Regions from separate parts of the Homo sapiens genome. Here region 1 is linked to region 2. Evidence: chromatin loops called from intact Hi-C (ENCODE). Cell type or tissue: PC-9. All regions are shown on one strand. Links, peaks and the distances in the headings refer to the core of each region. The heading gives the core; the rest is flanking DNA. Region 1 overlaps SCPPPQ1 (secretory calcium-binding phosphoprotein proline-glutamine rich 1). Region 2 has its middle 44 kb from the start of MIR4452.

Region 1 (2,922 bases), core at 318-2,817, 970 kb after region 2:
TGGTAAACGAGAGCATGCTTTTTAGAATTCTCATCATTTCTAAAGTTCAATTATTAAAATTCACTAATATTTTAAGTACCCCCCCCCAACCCCAAACCTATCTCTGGAAACATGTAGTCTGTATTTTCTGTTGTGGGCTCCAGACATAGCAGTGACTTCTTGGAAAGATTATTAAACCTATGATTATTGGGTTTGAAAAAGACTATTTTGGGATCACCTCTTTCTGAAAGAAAACTTTAATAATATTACTTCCTATAATCGTAATAGGAGTGCTGGGCATGGTGGCTCACGCCTGTAATACAGCACTTTTGGAGGCCAAGGGAGGAGGATCACTTGAGTCCAGGAGTTCGAGACCAGCCTGGGCAACATGGTGAAACCCCATCTCTACAGAAAATACAAAAATTAGCCCAGCGTGGTAGTGCGTCCCTGTAGTCCCAGCTACTCAGGAGGCTGAGGCTGGAGAATCACTTGTACCTGGGAGGTGGAGGTTGCAGTGAGCTGTGATTGCACCACTTCCAGCTTGGGTGACAGAGCGAGACTCAGTCTCAAAAAACAACAACAGAAAATCATAATAGGAATATTATTACTTGGAGTTAATATGCTGAAATATACATAACTTTTTTGTATGATACTGAATCCGCCTCATCTTATGTATTTATCACTAATTCAGTAAAATCTTTTCAAAAGTAAAATTTAAGCAATTCCTTTATACCATGACTGTAACCTTAAATCTATTTCAAATGCTTCTAGGATATATTACATTTCAATAAGAATGCATTTTACCCCCACTAATGACAAATGTAAGCATAAAATTTTAGAGGTGAAATGGACTTTGTAAATCATCTGTTGTCACTGTTTTATATTCTAGAAGAGGATAAGGGTCACAGGAGTTAAAGATAATTCCAAAGTATTAAAGGGCAGACATGGAGCTTACATCTCCAGATCATTTAACTTCAAATTAAGTGCTTTTTCTACTGGTTGGTCCCTGGGTTTATTCTACACAAATAAGGAAAGTTTCAGGTCTTAGGTAATTCAGTTTTCAAGGATATGTGAAATTTGAACATTCAATTACTCAAATCAAACAAAATATCAATAACTAGTGGTCCCCCAAAGAGAATGTTAGCCAGTAATTATTGGTATCAAATTCTCCCCAATTAAATCTAAAGAATTTTCAAGTTTTTGTTTTGTATTAGTTTAAGTATTTCCTAAGGAAGCTTTAAGTATAACCACCTGATTTGGATTGTAAGGAAAAGGAAAAGGAATAGAAATCTACAAAAAAAAAAAAAAAAAAAAAAAAAAAAAGTAAATTGTGAATGAAACTGTGAACACTCTCTCTTGCTTTTTCTCATTTATTCATACATTCACTCATCCTTCCACCCATCTATCCATCCATCCCTACAATATTTACTGAGCAATTATTCTATATCTAGGGTTTAGGGATAGCAGTAAATGACACTTAGAGAGCTCACCTTCTATTTGGTGGAGATTAGAATCTAGTGGGTTCAATATAATATTTTCTTTCAAGAGGTATGGTTGTTCTTCTTAATTTATCTAACTTAAAGCCCAGGAATCTGTCTTAATGTGTTGATAGTTTTTACAAATCTACCACTTTCCCTACAGTAAGTGTTACTTTCTTTGCTTGCTTTGAAGATACTAGTCTGCCATCTGGTGGTAGGAAGAGTTTCCATTTCACAGAAGAGTGATTCTTTTAATTGTCATATAGATTTAAATAAATTTAAATTTAAATGTTAACAGCGATTCCTAAGTTCTAATTATAAACCAAGACTCCAAGATTTTGCATCAGTTTAAAATAAATCTTGCCAGGGCACGGTCGCTCATGCCTGTAATCCTAGCACTTTGGGAGGCCGAGGCAGGCAGATCACTTGAGGTCAGGAGTGAGTTCGCCCAGCCCAACTAACATGGTGAAACCCATCTCTACTAAAAACACAAAAATTAGCCAGGCATGGTGGCTACACGGGAGGCTGAGGCAGGAGAATTGCTTGAACCTGGGAGGCGGAGGTTGCAGTGAGCTGAGATTGCACCACTGTACTCCAGCCTGGGCAACAGAGAGAGACTCTGTCTCAAAAAACAAAAACGAAAACAAAAAAAACAAATTTTAGCAAACAATAGGGAAACAATGCACCTAGTCCTGACTAGAACCAAAATAATTAGCAATTAATTATAAGTGCAAGAATAATATTTAGAATTTAACAGCTGGGATTCAATCAGAACAAGTAAAAACATTAAAGGAGAAGAAATGTTCTATTGAGGACTAAGTTTAGTGACAAATTTTTAAAAGTTGAGAGAAACACAGTTTGAAATTAAATGCAAGCAAAGGGAAGGTGTTTATTAAATTTAGATATAAAAACAGTTACACAAAATCATGTTTGTATATTTAAAAATATTTAGGAGATCAGACAATATTAAGCAAGATGTAGTTTTAAAATGTTTGTGAGCTGGGCATGGTGGTGTGCACCTATAATCCAGCTACTGGGGAGCCTGTGGGAGGTGGGAGGATCACTTGAGCCCAGGAGTTTGAGACTAGCCTGGGTGACATAGTGAGGTCCTTGTCTGTAAATAAGGGGTATGTGAAGTTTTAAAATGTATGTGATTTTTAAAGAAAAAAATCATTGCTTAAATACTTATCCAAATTTAACAAGGCCCCAATCTGTGTTGCAGCATCATTATTTTAGACTAAAATAATTTTCTACCCGCAAATTGCCTTGTGCTTTTCAAGTCTGCACCCATGCACTTGCTGTTCCTCTGCCTGAAATGTTTCATCCATTTGTCTTCCTTCAAGACCTGGTTCAGATACTGTCTTCTCTGAAGTCTTTGATCCATAGCTTTGTATTTGTGTCTCGAAATACTTATCAAATTACATTGTAGTTTCCCTTTATGAGTCTCTCTTCCTCATCAGATCTG
Region 2 (2,922 bases), core at 176-2,675:
CATTTCCGTAGACTTGGCAAGGAACTATGCGGGCATGCACTGAATGGCCAGTCTCAGTGCCAAATGGAAAACCTATCCTCAGGCTCCTTGGCTCTGCCAGGTCAGAAGACTCAGAGCACACACTACACTGCAGCTGTTGAGGCCATGGGAAGTAGGACCAATGGAGTGCAGCCCTATGAGGCATATAGAAGGTGCTGAGGTTGGAGTTTTTCATGGCAATAACAAATGTACCTATGATCACTGATCACAGACATCTTTCCCAGCTGGTGGGGGCAGTGGCAAGTCTAAGCCATAAAACCCAGCAGAAATAAAATCTGTCCAGGGCTAAGTGGTGTGCTGATGATTTTTTAACAACCAGCTCTTCTGGAAAGGAGGAAAGAAAGCCCTGGTTTGTAGTTTGCCAAAACTCCCACCATGGCCAATTTCGAGTGTACCAAGCAAGCATCATATCATTAAATATGAAGTTGAGAAGATACGCTAACAATCAGCACTTGCACTCCACTCCTCAGTCCCTATGCCTAGAGCACCCCACTCTGGCTGTGCAAATATTAGGAGCAGGGTTGATTAGAAAACCCTCCATTCCATACCACTATGGAATCTATGGATGGATTTTCCATGAGCACAACTGGCTTCTTGGACCATCCCTTACTTCTCTTCAAGGGTAAAGAATTTATTTATCTAATTGGTGTGTTAGGGAGAAGCAACTGAGCATGCTGAGCTAAGCTCCTTTCTGCCCTTTCTCTCAGGGATCTGTCTGCCTGAAGACAATGTGCTTTCTGTTTTGGCTGCTGTCATGAGATAAAAGTCAGTGGCCTTATGCCACAGTTTTCAGGACAGTCCTGGCATTTCATCCCTTCGACTCTCAAAAGTGTCTTGGTTTGCACAACAAATTATGTGTCACTTTATGTAAAAGGGACTAACCCTGCAGAGCAAGGCCTGGCAGGCAACCAGAAAAATGGCTATTTCTGGTGCAGTCCTAGGAAACCTACTGTTACCACACAACTGAGCCACATTCTTCAATATCACTTTTATTGATAATAAACCTGACATTTTGATCTTCATCGGTTTGATTATTTTATCTAACTCTAGTTATATGCCAAACACAAGGAGTAACAACAGAGCCATCATTTTGGAGACTCTTAAAACTTCATCAAACTGAGTGCCCTGAAAAGTGACTGGTTGTGGCTTTTAGATAAGAAGAAAGTGGAAGTCCACACACACAGAAACAAAGGAGACTAGGATCATTAAGACAATTATCCACAAGCTCCCAAATCTACATTAAGAAAACAAAATACTAAAAATTTTTAGTGAGAGTTGACTCATAACAGCACTGCTATAATAAGAATTTAGAATTAAATTGAGGTGGCTTTATAAACCGTGGGTCACCACCACAAATATGTAGGGTACACCACTCTGTTGCTGCCTAAGCGTATTTAAGCTAGCTACCACTAGAGGGACCCTAATCGCCAAACATCATTTATAGCTAACCTTAACAGCCCTTTTCCTTTCCTTCAGACCCTTGTTTATCTGTATAGATGTAGTTGTGGAACACCAAAGTGGCACTCAAAGAAAGTAAAATAACAAAGTTCTTAATATTTGTGAAGTACTGAAACATGCACTGTTTCAGACTGTGTCTCCAAATTAACCTCTCTTCTTAAAGCTCACCTGACCATAGGTTTAGTTCAAATGTGGAATGGATCATTTGCTTTTTAAAAGCCACATCCAATTATAGAGAATCATAAGTTAATATTCACATCCTTTTGCGATTACAATTGTGTTAAATGAAATACTTCTTTCAAGCAAGTAAGCCATTACTATGCTTTCAAACTCCTCCCAAAATCAGTGTCTGGGGAGTAAGGAGTATGCAAACCTCAGGATAACACACACAGAGACACACACTCATATAGAGCACAGGATAAAAAGTTATACAAAAGGAAAAGTAGCTTTATATTCCAGATTATCACAATCAAACAGTTCAGAGGAGATTTACACTGCCCTGGACCTGCCTAACTTTAACTACCAGCAGCTAAGTTGCAAGCACACCAGGAACCTTGACTTCAGTGCATGACCAAAAACAGGGTGGGGAGTAACACAGCAAGAACATTTCCAGACAATTCTGCTGATGCACTTGTTGGTTCGGTTATTTTCTTGCCAGGGCCACACATACACACCCATAGGCAGTGCCTCCAGGTCACGAAACACACTGGAAATGTGTATATTGTTCAGTCAATATCAATTAGACAAAAAGACAAACCATATAATGCACTATCCAAAGAGGATTTGTTTTTTGCTTTAATCGTTGATTTTGCTTGCTTGCTATAGCTAAGACAACTAGTCACCTACACAACATCTATTCTCTTCTTTTTCCTTAATGATAGAACTTTAAGAACTTTAATTTTATTCCAAGTAGTGATGTATCCAGCTAAAGGACTGCATTTGCCAATCTCTCCTGCAGATAGGGATGGTTGGTAAACAGTAAGTGGGCCTTTAGAGAAAGCTCCTTAAGACAAACAGCTGAAGTATGTCTTTTTGTCCTTTCTGCTTCCTCCCTGATTAGAAGACATATATGATGTCTGTCTGGGATCCCAGCAACCATCTTGGACCACGTGAAAACCTTGGGGATGGAAATCACATGCTATGGATGGCGAAGAAAACTAAAAGCGCCTGAGTCACTGATACCACTTTAGAGCTACCATATAAGCCTCTCTTAAGCCTTCCTTTTATGAAAGAAATATAAAATTCCATCTTGCTGAATTCCTATCTGTGTTACTAGCAATTGAACAACTGATTTGCCAGCCATCTGAATTACCCAGATTGTCTGATAATTGGTCAATACCCACTTCATTTTAGGATATAGAAATAAAGCTTCAAAACTGGCCATAATAGCTATGGTGATTTGATCCTCAAAACTAAAAATTAGGT

The links. Hi-C counts contacts between places; a loop is a spot of excess contacts. Peaks named below come from ENCODE experiments on the same cell type or tissue, not always from the same donor. Only the 100,000 strongest peaks of a DNase experiment are listed, where the experiment ranks them.
Region 1: a loop joins it to region 2, with 12 times the contacts of the local background. A loop is called at or near these places in 3 of 110 quality-filtered maps.

The regions. Positions count from the first base shown.
Region 1 is chr4:87,464,287-87,467,208 of GRCh38, forward strand. The region is part of intron 5 of SCPPPQ1 (secretory calcium-binding phosphoprotein proline-glutamine rich 1); the gene reads right to left. Among named protein-coding and RNA genes, the nearest start is that of SCPPPQ1, 5.3 kb to the right of the region's middle. In PC-9, for the core only: CTCF peaks have their summits at 1,670 (motif pointing left) and 1,871; no DNase peak of the experiment used is centred there.
Region 2 is chr4:86,497,313-86,500,234 of GRCh38, forward strand. It overlaps a transcript of MAPK10 not described here. Among named protein-coding and RNA genes, the nearest start is that of MIR4452, 44 kb to the right of the region's middle. RefSeq lists an enhancer at 1,362-1,471. In PC-9, for the core only: CTCF peaks have their summits at 1,470 (motif pointing right) and 1,674; a DNase peak (open chromatin) is centred at 1,429.